3 separate regions of the Mus musculus genome follow, and all the other regions are linked to region 2. Evidence: chromatin contacts called from ENCODE Hi-C or POLR2A ChIA-PET data. All regions are on one chromosome and are shown on one strand. Each heading gives the region's core, a stretch centred on a gene start or an enhancer-like site at or near the end of the contact. The rest is flanking DNA. Distances are from core to core; before and after follow the strand shown. Region 1 holds the start of 4930542C21Rik (RIKEN cDNA 4930542C21 gene). Region 2 holds the start of Gsk3b (glycogen synthase kinase 3 beta). Region 3 overlaps Gpr156 (G protein-coupled receptor 156).

The links. A loop is a pair of places that touch in the nucleus more often than their neighbours do. ChIA-PET counts read pairs that join two places held with the same protein, here RNA polymerase II (POLR2A).
Region 1: POLR2A ChIA-PET joins it to region 2 with 27 read pairs in Patski. The contact joins the promoter of 4930542C21Rik here to the promoter of Gsk3b in region 2. A Hi-C loop is called at or near these places in 1 of 37 maps with a recorded cell type or tissue (v-Abl transformed pro-B cells). POLR2A ChIA-PET finds 5 or more read pairs at or near these places in 5 of 5 experiments (Patski and embryonic stem cell).
Region 3: a map of heart shows a loop between it and region 2 (5-fold over the local background). The contact joins the enhancer-like site here to the promoter of Gsk3b in region 2. A Hi-C loop is called at or near these places in 14 of 37 maps with a recorded cell type or tissue (adrenal gland, gastrocnemius, heart and 2 more). POLR2A ChIA-PET finds 5 or more read pairs at or near these places in 4 of 5 experiments (Patski and embryonic stem cell).

The regions. Positions count from the first base shown.
Region 1 is chr16:38,014,327-38,018,942 of GRCm38, forward strand. It overlaps 4930542C21Rik (RIKEN cDNA 4930542C21 gene), which reads left to right and starts at 2,997. Exons shown (of 4, transcript NR_040565.1): 1 at 2,997-3,259.
Region 2 is chr16:38,086,556-38,091,335 of GRCm38, forward strand. It overlaps Gsk3b (glycogen synthase kinase 3 beta), which reads left to right and starts at 2,446. Exons shown (of 11, transcript NM_019827.7): 1 at 2,446-4,058. The coding sequence starts at 3,971. It overlaps BC031361 (cDNA sequence BC031361), which reads right to left and starts at 2,705. Exons shown (of 1, transcript NR_033221.1): 1 at 1-2,705.
Region 3 is chr16:37,992,354-37,996,979 of GRCm38, forward strand. All of the region lies in intron 8 of Gpr156 (G protein-coupled receptor 156), which reads left to right. Among named protein-coding and RNA genes, the nearest start is that of Gm36225, 6.4 kb to the left of the region's middle. Within about 2 kb of position 2,518, at least 2 of the 3 ENCODE cell types and tissues checked have a DNase peak (open chromatin) inside an H3K27ac peak, as active enhancers do; they include gastrocnemius and heart, where a contact is called at or near this core.

The sequences.
Region 1 (4,616 bases), core at 1,747-4,246, 72 kb before region 2:
AAAGTCTCTTTGATTCAAGTTTTAATGGTTCTTCTCTGAGAGAAGACCTCATAGCTAAACGCTTCTTTTTGTTGTTGGGTTTTTTTTGTTTGTTTGTTTGTTTGTTTGTTTTGAGGCAGTGTAGCCCTGGCTGTCCTGGACCAGGCTGGCCTTGAACTCAGAAATCCGCCTGCCTCTGCCTCCCAAGTGCTGGGATTAAAGGCGTGTGCCACCACACCTGGCAGCTAATTGCTTCTTATACTGTCACAGGGTGTCACCTGAATTTTGAAGGAGACACATTTAAGCCATAGCAGTACCTAAAAAATCCTGGACCCAATTTCTCCAACGTCCTTAGACAACAACTAAACACCTACCCAAATGGGTTCCTATCTATGAACAGTTACAGAAAACAGAATTTTAAAAAGGCAGGGAGAGGGTATAACAAGATTAATCCTGAAGATTGTCCTGGCCTATGATACAGTAAACACTAGAAGAAACAGCACACAAGTCCCTTGGCACGTCCTGCGATGTGACAAGCAGGCACTTTCACTCTGAGGAGAGGCTGTCCATCCACTAAAACATAGCTAGATGTTTATTTTATTGTGATTACATTTTCCCATGGAACTACAGAACTTAACCCTCATGACCGGAATCTAATCTGAAGCCAAAGTCATCAATCCTGCACGGAAGGATTTTTACCTTCTAGTCTCTGACTGTAGATCCTCAGATGCCCTGGGTCCTGACGTTCTATGATTAATGTTTTCAAGGACAAGTTAATGAGAAGACAGAATTGAGATCCTCTGAGCCTTGCCTCTGATCCCATGGGTTTCACCTGTCATCTCCAGCTCTAGGCTTTGCCAAATCCTGGCCTAAGGCCATCTTTCTCTTGCCCTGGCATAGTTACCGAGTGATTGTGCAGCCTGCTGGTGCCATGTGGCACTGTGGGAAGCTGGTGGAACCTTCAGGAGGTAAACCCAGAAGGACAGTAGGCTGTGGTGACATGTCATTGAAAACAACAATAGACCCTTGTCACTTCCTCTCCAACTTTCTCTTGCTTCTTGACCAAGGGGCAACAGGTTTTGTGATCTCCACCATTATAGTATTGCACTCCCACCAAATGCTAAGAATCGATGACCAATCAATTATAAACCTGAACCTCCGAAGTGATGAGACAGAGTACACTTTGGGTTATGATAAGTATATTCTTTAGTTTTTAGTCTGTGTGAGTGTGTGTGCGTCTCTGTGTGGTATATGTGCTTGCTAGTATCTGTGGGACCCATAAGAGGCCACTGAATCTCACGGTGATGGAGTTACCAGGTGAGGCACCGGACATGGGTTCTAAGAACCTAACTGGGGTTCGTTGAGAAAGCAGCCAGTGCTCTTAACCACTGAGCCATCTCTCTAGCCCATCGGTCTGTTTTGTTGGTTGTGGCTGTTGGTTTGGGTTGGGTGTGGGTCTCATGTAGCCATGGCTGTCTTCAAACTTTGTGCACAGAGGAAGATGATTTTCACTTATGAGTCTCTTGTCTGCACTTCCCAAGCACTGGAATAACAGAAATATATAATTCCAGCATGCTGTGCCAATGATGTGCTTATAAAAAGATAAAGAGGTATGAGATGTGTTCTATTGGGGTGTGGTGAGGTGGGGGGGGCGGGGGGAGGAGATGTTTTGGCGGGCTCATGCCAAGACCCCTGAGGGACCAGCCACAGGACAGTATAGTATAGAATAGAGTTTTTAGGGCATGGGGAGGGGAGTTAAGGGGGTAGTGGAGGCAGAGAAAGGTAGAGAGAGAGAAGTAGAGGAGAAGAATAGAGGCTGGCCATGAGCATGTGGAGAGAGAGGGGAGAAGGGAGAGGGGAGAGAGAGGAAGAGGGCAAGAGGGAGCAAGGGAGCAAAAGAGAGGAGGAGCCCCTTTTATATTGGTCCAGGCCCACCTGGCTGTTGCCTGGTAACTGTAGGGAAAAGCATACCTGGCTGTTGCCAGGTAACTGTGGGTCAGAGTTTAGACAGAATGCTAACAGTGAGAGAATGTTATCTAACACATAGTCTCTCACAGGTGCATGGAATCTCAGATTCTTCAGAGGTTCCTTGTATTCTTTCTTGCCCTGACATGAGCATGGGACGCTGTGCACACAGTGGAAAGGTGCTTAAAACACTGAGTTGAAGGATAAACAAGGAAGGTTAAATTTTTGTTGGGCAATTACTTCCAATACATCTGTCACCAAACTAGCAAAGTAACAGTGAGGGGTAAGCAAAAGATAAATGTTATTTCCAGCAGTGATGAATACAATATAAAATAATAATAAAGTAGGTTAAAGGGGAGGAGAGTAGATGATCAAACAAATGGATCAGTAAACATATCAAATTTCTATTAAATGAAAACCACACAAATAAAACTTACATTATGTCCACCCAGAATTTCCCCCACTAGATTTTACAGAGCCACTAAATGTCCTATGAGTATGCTATGGTTATTATTTTTTTAAAAAATATAAAGACTGGGTGGCTTAAACAAGCAAAATTTACTGTCTCCGGGTTCCAAAGAAAACCAGTTGGATTCTCCGAGGGACGCAAGGAAAGACCCGTCTCCTTGAACTGTAACGGGCCATCTTTTCCCTACACTGATTCACACGTCTTTCCTCTCACGAATGAATCACTACGGCTGTGCATAACACTTCGGGGAGACTTCCTAAATGTTGAGCTGAATTCAAGTTTGCCCAAGAGAACCAATGAAAGGGTAAAGCTGTTTTCACCCAGGACACTAAAAAAGGTTCATAGCCTACAGCAGTTCCTGGAACTCTCTGAGTCAAAGGAAATTATGTTTCCATGACACAGAGCCTGACTCTGGGTTTCTTAATTAAGGGTATTTGCATGATGAGAGGAGACTTGTTTCGGAATAGTCATTGCTCTACTACTCCCTAATCAATGGCCCACTGCTTCTGACCTAAGAATTATCTCTACGGCAACTCCATGAGTCATGGAGAAGGCCTGGCTCTCAGGAGGGGAGGGAACACCAGGAAGGAGGGAACTGTACCTTCAGCCTGAGATCTCTCATCAGGGTGCAGAGGCTGATGGGGAGCCACCAGCTTAGCCTCTCAGTTGCCAAACGAAGTAGGAACAAGAGAACTTTCAGCCAAGTGTCTCTCCACTATTCCTCTTCAGCAAAGTTACCAGAGTCCTACACCAAACTGGACCCTCTACTTAATGATCGTCACTGGACCAACAATTAAAAACTCAGGACCCAACAACCCAGAGGGAGAACACCCATGGGTGTGAGAGGTAAGCAGGGCTGGTAGCACAATGTGATTTCACCTTCATTCACGAATTGAGGTTCCACTGTGTGCTAGGATGGTCCCCTAGAGGCACAGATAGGGTTTCTTAATCTAGTCAGCAGAGAGTCTCCCCATGGGACATTTAAAGACCCTTGAAGGCATGCCTCCCATGTTGTCTTCCATCACTAAGACTGTTCAACAAAAGTCTCCCCAGACACGGGTGGGGATAACTCATTAGGTAAAGGCCACTCGGAAAGAACCATTGCCCCGTGTTGTACTGGGTTGTCCACATGAGTGTTACTTCATGCACATACTCATATCTGCTCCGACACATAAAGGGACTGTCACGGAAAGCAGCAATCAGATGTCCCAGCTCTGATGCCCAGAGAGAAGAGTCCTGGCCCACATGCATTTTTTCTACTCAACTGCAATTTGTTTGACATCAGAGTCAGTGTGGGCACCGAGCAAAAACCCAAGAATGACTTTTAGAAAGTGCTTCACAAACCTGAGGTGAGTCAACTAGAACCGAGCAGAACAAGTAAAGACTGTTTCTCTCCAACTGCTTGCTGTAAGAAAAGCAGCCAGCCGGTAAGCTGCCATGCTGCTGATTCAGAACAATCCTGGGCTCTTAGTGGCCTCCCCAGAGAAAGGCCCTGAGCTACACCTTCCCAGGGGAGTTCCTGGGAGCCTCCTGCAGCCGCAGCAGCCTGTGATGACATGACTTTGATCTTTTGCTCTAGGAAATCAGGCTTGACAAAGGACTAGGACAAAGGAGCTTGTGTACTCCTCTGCCCTGGATCCAAGACCAGAGGTTACAAAATGAGGTAAATACTTGCAGAGAGTAAATACTGTGTAGGGTAAGAATTTTGAAATACTCCATGTGAACGATATAAGAGGAAAATAAAAGGTGTTGGGGGAAACTCCATCACCCCATAGCACACGGTCAGTAGAAATGGTTGTCCTTTTCGTTAATGATCTCAACAATATTCCTAGAACCTTGCCACACTCCTCCTCTCTGGGCCTTAGTGGGCCTTGGTGAAGGCCTCAACAAAGAATGGGGGTGTGGCTGCCCAGATAGTGGGTAAAGGTGCTTGTAGCCAAGTCTTAACAATCTGAAAGCAACCCCTCAGTCCCTCAGTCCCCCAGTCCCCCAGTCCCTCAGTCCCTCAGTCCCTCAGTCCCTCAGTCCCTCAGTCCTAACCAGCGGAAGGAGTGAACCAGCTTCACAAAGTCGCCTTCTGACTAGTATATACACACACTAATTAAATAACAAATAAATAAAATTTTAAAACAAAGAGTACAGTTTAAGTAACACTTGCCAACTTTTTAGGTAAAATAAATTTCAAAACATGGAACTTCTGTCT
Region 2 (4,780 bases), core at 1,196-3,695:
TACAGACGTGGAGGCCAGAAGACAAGTTAATGGATTTGGCCCTCTCCTTGGCCTTTAGGTGCATTCTGCAGACTGAATTTAGGTAGTCAGGCTTCTACAGCTAGCACTTTAGCAGAATCTGGGGGATGTGGGGACTGTACCAAGAGAGAATTGTGGAGTAGAGGCAAAGAACAAGGGATGTGAACCCCGGTTCTGCTGCCTTAACTTTGTGGGTCTTGCAAAAATGAGTTAACTTTCAAGGCGCACTAATACTTTTCCCAGTAGTCCTCACCATGTAGGAAGGCAAAATGAGAGGTTTTCAAAGTCAGAAAACCAGTACTGACTGTTAAGTTTCAGTATGTCTGTGGGGTCCATATGGCCGACCCCCACCTGAAACTCATGTAGATCAGGCTGGTCTTGAACTCAGTGATTCATCTGCCTCTGCAGTACTGGGATTAAAAGAGTGTGTGCCCCACCACACCTGGCTGGCTGTTCTGTGTTTTATTAAATAAACTTTTCCTTCTCCAAGTCCTATTTGTGGACTGAAATATGTATTTTTTTCCTATGAAAAGATTTTTTTCAATTGAGTTAAAAATATCTGAAGGCAACAAAAAAGTTACTAATCAAAACCCTAAGGTAGGCTATTTTTGAACTAGTTTTATATACAAGAATAGCCACGTTGCCAGTTTCTGCAAACTAAACCCTTGTTATTTACCTTCCTGCTGGTATAATTAGGTAGGGAGGATTTAAAGTTCTGCACCACAGCAGTTTAGGAACAGTGGCAAAGGTCTTTCATAATAGCATGGAGAGGCACCATTCAAATGACAAAGTTGCCAAGCAAGGCGGCTGCTTTTAAGATTCTTTACCCTCCCCCATGGCATCGGGCTACCTTATAGACGATTTTAATTGTGAAGAACAAGAGTCTCTTCTGCACTTGAGGCATAAAGTCTCCGATAAGGAATGAGATTACAAATTGGCTGCCTGTCGGGCACATTTTCCTGGGATTTTTTACTTTGTTGGTCTACGTGGTTTCGGCATATCGGTTGCCAACACGTCAGATTTAGAGATCACACATAAAACTTCAACGTTATGGTTTTGGTAATTAAAAAAAAAAAAAAAGGAGAATACGATTATTTTAATGGTGGACCCCCTTAAGGGCATGGATGGAACTCCCGTTTCCACATCATCTAACATTCCTATTGTCTTCCACCAGGCCGGTGTCATTCGCTTTATTTGCCAGGCCTCTACAGACATCTGAGTCTGCAAACACTATCCAGACCTTTACTGGCTCCCTTCAAAGCTTACTTTGTTCTGTCCCAAGTCCCTCATCAGATTTTAAAGCAATAGCTAAGCAATCTGATCAAGTACGTGTACTTTTACATGTGCTTTCTGGAGATAGCATCTCAACAGAAAGAGATGACTATGCGGGTGGGTATTACAAGTATCACGGGATTACAGTCAGGATTGCCAGTGTCCACTCTAACTTACTCTAGTCGTAGTAGCCACGCCACACAGCTCTCGGATGGACCAAGGCAATGGTCTCCTTTGTAGAACAATGGACGCTGGACTACATGTGAAACCTACTTAGGCAGCAGTGTGCTGATCATCCAATAACACTAAAAACTGCTGCGAGCAATTCTGACTTGAGCTTCCTCCTAGGATTCGAGGTACTGTCCTGACCACATTTCCCCTCACCTGTTTTCGGGGCTGCTTTTGCGCTGGACAGTCGCGCCCATGGACCGCGCTCATCTAGCATGAGCTCATCTCTCGGGGGCGTTTCCAGAAGGCCTGGTCTGGCCTTGTGCGCCTGCTGCAAAGGGCTCCCCCCCCCCCCCCCACGAGATCAGCGGCCCCCCGCGATGGGCGGGCGCGGCTGCCCAGAGGCTCTCCTTCTCTGGAAGCTTTGTTCCCATTTAAGCGCTAGAGGGTTCGGCCCCGGCCACGGCGCCCTACGTCTTTCAGAGAATAGACGTTCTCATAGGCTCAGCACGCGCGGTGGGGAGCCTCGGGCGCACTTGGTAAGCCGCGCCCCGCGGAGCTCCCGGGAATGGGGACGGCCTCACGCCCCACTAGAGCGCTCGGGGCCCGACCCTCCGACCGCAGCATTGTCGGACCGGGCTGCACAGCCAGCACGAGCGTCGGCTCGGAAAGCAGATGCAGGCCGACCACTCATCCCGTCCGCCCGCTTAGGGACCACCCGAGGCCAATCCCACTGCAGCTAGGTCTTGCGATTGCACAGCAGTGAGCGCCTATTGGCCGCCGCCACGGGCTCCTGCACCCTCCTTCTCCCTTTCGAAGCTCCCCTCCCCCCGCGCTCCAGCTCGACGCTGCAGACCAATGAGATGGCACTTTATAGGTGCCCTCCCTCCGCTTTCTTCTTCTCCCCGCCTCAAAGAGGGAGGGGAGGCTCTGACTGGCCCGATGTCCTCGGAAGCCCCCTTCCCTTCACCAATCACCGAGAAAGGTACACGCCCAGCGGAGTTGTCCAGCCAATGAGGAAACGGGCGCGGCGCCCAGCCGTGCAGTTCCTCCCGCGACTCGGGAGTTTCGCCGTCCTTAACTCTTGAGGCTTTTCCCTGAGGGCCAACAGCTCTGATTGGCCACTGTCGCTATTGTCGACTCTTCTCTCTAGCCAGCCACAGGACAAGGAGAACCCTCTTCCCTTCTGTTCGGCTACCTTCGGCATTCCTCGTTGCTGGGGCGTGGTCTCCCAGCGGCGTCTCCTCATTGGTTATCCAGGTCGCTCGGCTTTTTCCGGCAGGAGCTGCAAGCAAGCGACGTCTCTGATTGGTTCCGGCTTGGGTTTCGGCTCTACAGCCGAAGCTGGCGGGCGCGGGCTCGGCGAGCGATTCCCAGACGCCTGTAACGCGGGCGGCGGGGCGCTGGGCGGTGTAAGGGCTGGGTGGGGGAGGAAGGAGGCGGAGGACGAGTAGGAAGGGGGAGGGGGAGTGGGGAAGGGCTAGGCGGCTGCGCAGACGGCGCGCCTCGCACAGAGCAGCCCCCGACCCGGCCGAATGCGGGCTTGTGTCGCCGCCGTCGCCGCCGCCTGGGCCGAGTGACAAAGGAAGGAAGGCAGCAAGGAGGAGCCGGCCTTGCAGCCGCTGACAGGGCTTCGGGCTCCGGGCACAGCGCGGACACTTCCCGAGCAGCCGCTGAGCAAAGGCGAGGGGCGGAGGCCGGCCGTGCCGGGGCCACGGACGGGGGAGGGGACCCCGAGGGACGGAAGCGGTTGCCTGGTTCCCATGTCCCCGGCGTATGGGGAGCAGTCAGGGAGCCGCTGCCTGGGGTCTGAAGGGAGCTGCCTCCGCCGCCGCTGCCGCCATGGCCGCTGGATCCAGCCACCGCCTGCAGCTGCTCCTGGCGCAATGAGGAGAGGAGCCGCCGCCACCGCCCGCCGCTGACTCGCGACTGCGCTGCCCTCCGGTTCACCCGGCCGCCGCCGCCGTCAGACCGCCGGATCCCGCTGCTGCCGGAGCCGCAGCGTTTGCCGTCGCATCTCCGAGCCATCTCCTCCCTCCTTCCCATCCCCCTTCTCTTCAAGCGTGAGGCTCGTGATCCTTCCGCCGCTTCCCTTCTTCATTGACTCGGAAAAAAATCCCCGAGGAAAAATATAATACTCAGAGTACTTATTTTCAATCAAGTATTTGCCCTCGTTCACGTGATATATATATATTTTTAAGGATTCCACTCCACCCTTTTTCTCCTCTTCCAGGAAAGGGAGGTGAAAGAATTGTATTTTTCTCCCAGCTCTAAATCATCTATGTGTTAAATATCCGTACCGATCTGTCTTGAAGAAATACATAGCTCCTTTTTTTTTTCCTTCTTCTTAAATAGCTATACAAAAGGAGTGAAAAGCCAAGAGAACGAAGTCTTTCTTTCTCTTTCTTGCGGGAGAACTTAATGCTGCATTTATCATTAACCTAGCACCCTAACATAAAACAAAAGGAAGAAAAGGATTAAGGAAGGAAAAGGTGATTCAAGAAGAGCCATCATGTCGGGGCGACCGAGAACCACCTCCTTTGCGGAGAGCTGCAAGCCAGTGCAGCAGCCTTCAGCTTTTGGTAGCATGAAAGTTAGCAGTGAGTATCGATTTTATTTTACACCCTTCCTCCACCTTACCATTTAGATAAGAAACCTCGAAATACCAGGATCTTACACTAACAGACCTGATAGAACAGTCAGTGGTCGTGGAAAAGGGCAAAACCAGCCTTGAGTCAAGAAGAGGCAGGCTCCTTTTCCTCCTCCCATTCCCGTACCCCCTCCCCCCGCCTCATTAACCTTGGATTGAGAGAATATTAGTTTTATTTGCCTGATTGGATTTGAAACTTCTTTTCTTACGTTCTCCGTGCTGCTGGTAGTCTTTTCAAGTGCTCCAGTGCCTCCGGGTTAAGCGATGGAAGAAGCGTTCGCTTGCCCATCCCTTTGAATAAAGAAGAGGAGGACAAGGCTTGATTAATAAACCATGATGTACATTTGCCGAGTCCTTGTCTTCTGGAATGAGGGAGTTTATCTTAGTTAGCTCAGGTTATCAGGGTTCTGTATTCAAAATAGAGATATTAAATGCCCCAGCCTCCTAATATTTCCTATTTGCCCGTGTGACTACACAAAGTATTTTTGAATCTGGGGATGAACTTGCTTGGTAACCCACATTGCCGTTGGAGGCAAGCTAGCATCCATCCCTCACTCGTCTAGGGGTGGTGGAAGCTGATAAATATCCCGCAGCAGTCGCATCTCTAAGTGCATTGTTTTCAAGTGGTTTAATGTGTTATCTCTTAACCTTCCTGTTTTGACATTACCAATC
Region 3 (4,626 bases), core at 1,268-3,767, 94 kb before region 2:
TCAGGCCAAAGAGGACTACCATGGTGGGGCCTGTCTTTTGAGGTGACCTCACCCCTACTTCCCACCCAGCCCCCACTCTGATCAACCCCTCTTTTGTGTCTTTTCAGTCCTTGAGATAGTTTTTTCTTTTTTTCACTAGTCTAAGAGAAAAGACTTTTTTTTTCTTTTTAAATGTTTTGATACGTAGCCTCGGAACTTACAGTGTAGCCCAGGCTAACTTTCAAGAGAATAGCCTTCCCCCCCTCCCCTTTCTAATTTGGGATTGCAGGTTCATAGAAAAATGTCTGCTTCATGACAGGGAATGGTTTTCCTAGCCAGGTGTGGTCGTGTGCCCCTATAATCTCAATACCTGGGAGATGGAGGCAGGAGATAAGGCCATCCTTGGCTACATAGTAAGCTTTCCCTTTCTTCTTATTGGAGGGAAACACAGAATCTCCTTTTTTATGAAAGGGAGAGGTTTTAATGTATTTCCTATTGCAGAGGTTAAGAATAAAATCAAATAAAGGAGGGCGGAAGCAGAGGTCGGGCATAGAGAGGTAGAAGGAACCCTTAAGCCCAGGGGAAGTGCTGGTGGTTGTTTTCTGAGCTGATGGGCTGCAGGCCCTCATCCATCACCTTAACGACCTAGCCACTGGATGTTTTCGTTTTCTCTCCTGCTCTTCTTCCCCCTGAGGCTAGCCCCGTTCTGATCCCCCTTCCTGGAGTGAAAACTAATGATTCATTCCACTGCTGACTGATAGAAGGTTACAGTCAACTTCCGGATGCATGGGCACTCCAGTCTCCTTTCTGCTCACTAATTCTCAACAAAACATTCGACCAAATATAAGCATGGTGGGGGGCGGGAGGAGGTGGGGTGGGGACTTGAGCATCTACATGAGTCTCTGTGGCTGGGTGCAGCCTTTGTACCATAAGCAGAGAAACTTTTGCAGCATCTTGTTGTTGTAGGAACTGGGCTGAAGAAGGCCCCTTAGAAATAGAGGCTCATTGTCTGGGATGCCGGAAGAGTGGGGGTGGTGTGTGTGTGGGGTGGCTAGGGGTTGGGGCTGGGGGTGGGGGTCCTTCTTCCTGGGAGATGGGAGGCAAAGAGAAACTTTTGGGCCTCCTAGACTTCTTTCCCTGCTCCTTTCCTTTCTTGTTTGCCTAGAAAAGAACTAAGCATTTGCTCTGTCAGCCTCCCTTACAGCTAGAGGTGTCCCCAGAACATCATTTGGAACACTAGAGGTTGCCTAGAAGGCTTCTGAGAGACAGACTTTGTACTGTCCTGGGGGCGACGGGGAGCAGGCTGAGACTGTTGATATATCCCTTTTATGTTCTCTCTGCCTTGAATATATGTAATGTCTGGTGTGATGGCAGTCGGCTTATGATCAATAAACTATATTTATTACACTAGGAGACTCTAGTTCCTTCCATGTAAGGGTATACATTCAGGAGGAGAGGTCTCTTAAGGAAAACACACAGGTACAAAAGTGAACAAGCCTCTGAAGATTTCGTGACGATGCCTTCTTCCGCAGTAGAAAATGTTCCAAGCTATTTATTTTGCTTGGTCAATAGGATTCCAAGGACATTGCCTCTTTTCAACAAAAGTAAACCACAAGGCCAGGAATCTAGTCTTAGATGATGAAATATTGAACAGGGATTTAAAAAAATGATGTTAGGTTGAACTGAAGCACTGAGTGGGCAATCTGGACACTACAAAAGTATTGAGCTAAGAAATGAAGGAAGCAAAAGACAGAGAAAAATAAGAGACTGATTAAAAAATATAAAGAATATGAAGAATCGGTCTAGGGGCGAAGTTCATCTCTGAAGGAGGGGGAGGGAGAGAGGAGGGAAACAGGAAGGGAAGGGGGGGGAGGAAGGCAGAAGGGGAGAAGGGGAGAAAGAACTTATCACCAAGAAATTTTAAAGGAAAGGCTTTCTGATTTGAGCAAAATGCCCTTTGAAAATGGAGGGAATCCACAACCTCCCTGCATGGTCCTAGTTTGGTTTCTGCTCCTCGCTCTAACCCTGTGCATCCTGAGCCTCAGACACAAGCATTCTGCTTCCTCCTTCCCCTCCCTCCCTCCCTCCCTCCCTCCCTCCCTCCCTCCCTCCCTCCCTCCCTCCCTCCCTTCCTTCCTCCCTCCCTCCCTTTCTCTCTCTCTCTCTTTTCCCTCTTAAACTGACCATGGTATGAGACTAAACCATATCTTATAGTATTGTAGATTTAGGGTCTAAGTTCTTTTCATCAGAGAAAAATGACCGAGGTCTGTCCCTAAACTGATTTCATCTCTGGCCCAAAGATGTTTGGCAGAAGCATGGCTTTCCTTGTGAGACTCACACTGAGTCCCCAGGGCGGTGAGACAGCTGAGCACATTATGGGAGTGTCCCAGGGAACCTGGGAGAGGATCGGTTGGTAGCTGCAGGGAGATGAGTCCCCGGCTGGCCAGAGCCTTCAGATCTGCTGTGACTTAGAAGCGTCTCTAGGCAGCGCTAGAGAGCAGGGTGAAGCGAATATAAGGCAAAAAGCTTGTACACACATGGGCTGTCAGGAAATGCCTGGGTGTATCTGATGCCAAGCGCTGAGGTCATCGCCAGCCATTAGACAACCCCTGCTTCTGCGACCTGAGCGTGACCCATCCCCCAACTCCCATCCCCCACCCTTCCATTCCGTTCCGAAAGACAAAATTCCAAGGACATTTGCTTTTCCTGCCCAGCGTACACGACACACTTAGGATTTGTCCCCTTTATCTAGGAACCACAAGACTGGAGAATTGTACAGAAAAGCTTCCTTCACTTATTCAGGTATCCTTTGGTCACATCTTAGCCACTGTGGACATGTGGTGAAGCACAGGGCCCTTCGCCTCCTTAAGTCTCATAGGGAGTATTCATAAGAAGAATTACAATGTGCATTGAATGCTTTGGAAGCCTCCCCAGACTTTGCTAAAACTTGTGGCATCTTCACATCAAACGAGCGTTGGAGGACAGTCTTGAGAGAATAGCAGCAAGCAGATCGGAAGAGATAAGACAAAATATGAGAAAGAGCTCCCAATAGTGGGAGGAGCTCCAAGGACGGAATATCCCTTTTCATCTTATCATTTTAAAAATTATTTTACTTGTGTGTATGTGTGTGTGCATATGCATACGTATATGTGCATGGGCGTATGATGTGTGTACATGCCATGGGCGTGGATGGAGACCAGAGGGCAACTCAAAGGAGAAGTTAATTCTCTCCTTCCACTAGGGGGGGGGGGTCTCTGGGATTGAACCCAGGTCACCAGGCCTAGCAGCAAGCATCCTTACCCACTGTGCCATCTTGCCTCTTTGCTAAAGTCGACTTTATTTGTATTTTTTTATGTGTATGAATGTTTTGCCTGCATGTATGTCTTTGTACCAGGTGCATTATTGGTGCCCACAGAAGCCAAAACAGAGTACGAGATCCCCTGGAACGGAACAGACAGTTGCGAGCCACCATTCCTGTGCTGGGAACCAACCTGGGATCCCCTGGATCCTCTGCAGCTCTGAGCTTCTAGGAGCACGGCGTGGCCTGTTACAGATGACGCTGTACTCCCACAGGAGTTCCTGTGGCTGCTCTAATAGGTGCCAATGGCTTTGAGCAGAACAAATGTAGTATCTTGCAGTTCTGTAGGGCAAGTATCAAAAATGGGCTTTATTTGACTGAAACCAAGGTATCACCTGATCTACAATTTTTTTTTTTTTCAGAAAAGGGGGGACTCCATTTCCTGACTATTTCAGCTTTTAAAGACTACTTGCCTTCTTTAAGGCCCTTCCTTCCCTTTCAGACCCAGCAATGGGGCATTCTAATGGCTGCCCTTCCTTCTCTTTCTTTCCACCTTCTCTGGCCCTCCTCCCTCTCTCCATCCCAGCTCCTCTCATTCTTGAGACAGGGTTTCTCTGTATAGCCCTGACTGTCCTGGAACTCACAGAGATCTGCCTGCCTCTGCCTCACAAGTGCTGAGATTAAAGGCGTGCGCCACCACCCTCATCAGGCTCCTCCTTCTCTCTTATATGGACTCTGGTAATGACATTGACTCCACCTGAATACTCCAGAATAATTGTTCCATCCCCAAGCCTTAACATCACCATCACAAAATTCTACTTGCCATCTTAGGTTACAGTCAACAAGTTCCAAGGACCCAGAGATAAGGAAGAACTGTGAAGAGCTATAACCCAGCCTATAGCATCCACATCACCCAGAGGCCAGAAATAAAAATGTGCTGGTCCTTTGGAGGAACTACCTTGACCCTTGAGGATTGAGTAATGGATATCCCAGAAAATACAGAGTCAAGTCTCAAGGACTGGGACCTTCAGAAGGGAGGGACCAAAAGGGGTTGGAGAGCTTTGGTCAAAATGTGGCTCCATCAGCTTAGGGGACGTGAGCCCCAAGGCTTGATATGGCCTTATGCCTGTGTTGAGCCAATCCTTGGCATCCCTGCAGAGATGTCCCCATAAGGGGAGCTGAGACAGAGGGTAAAAGGTTCCTACCTTTACCACTAGGGACCGTGTCCTTCATATCAGTGGTACTCACTAGGTAGACACAGCATCCCAAACTCCGCACCAGACTCCTGTCTGATGATTTGCTAGATCACCCCTGTTATTATAAAAGTGGGCCAGACCATGTTTCCCCAG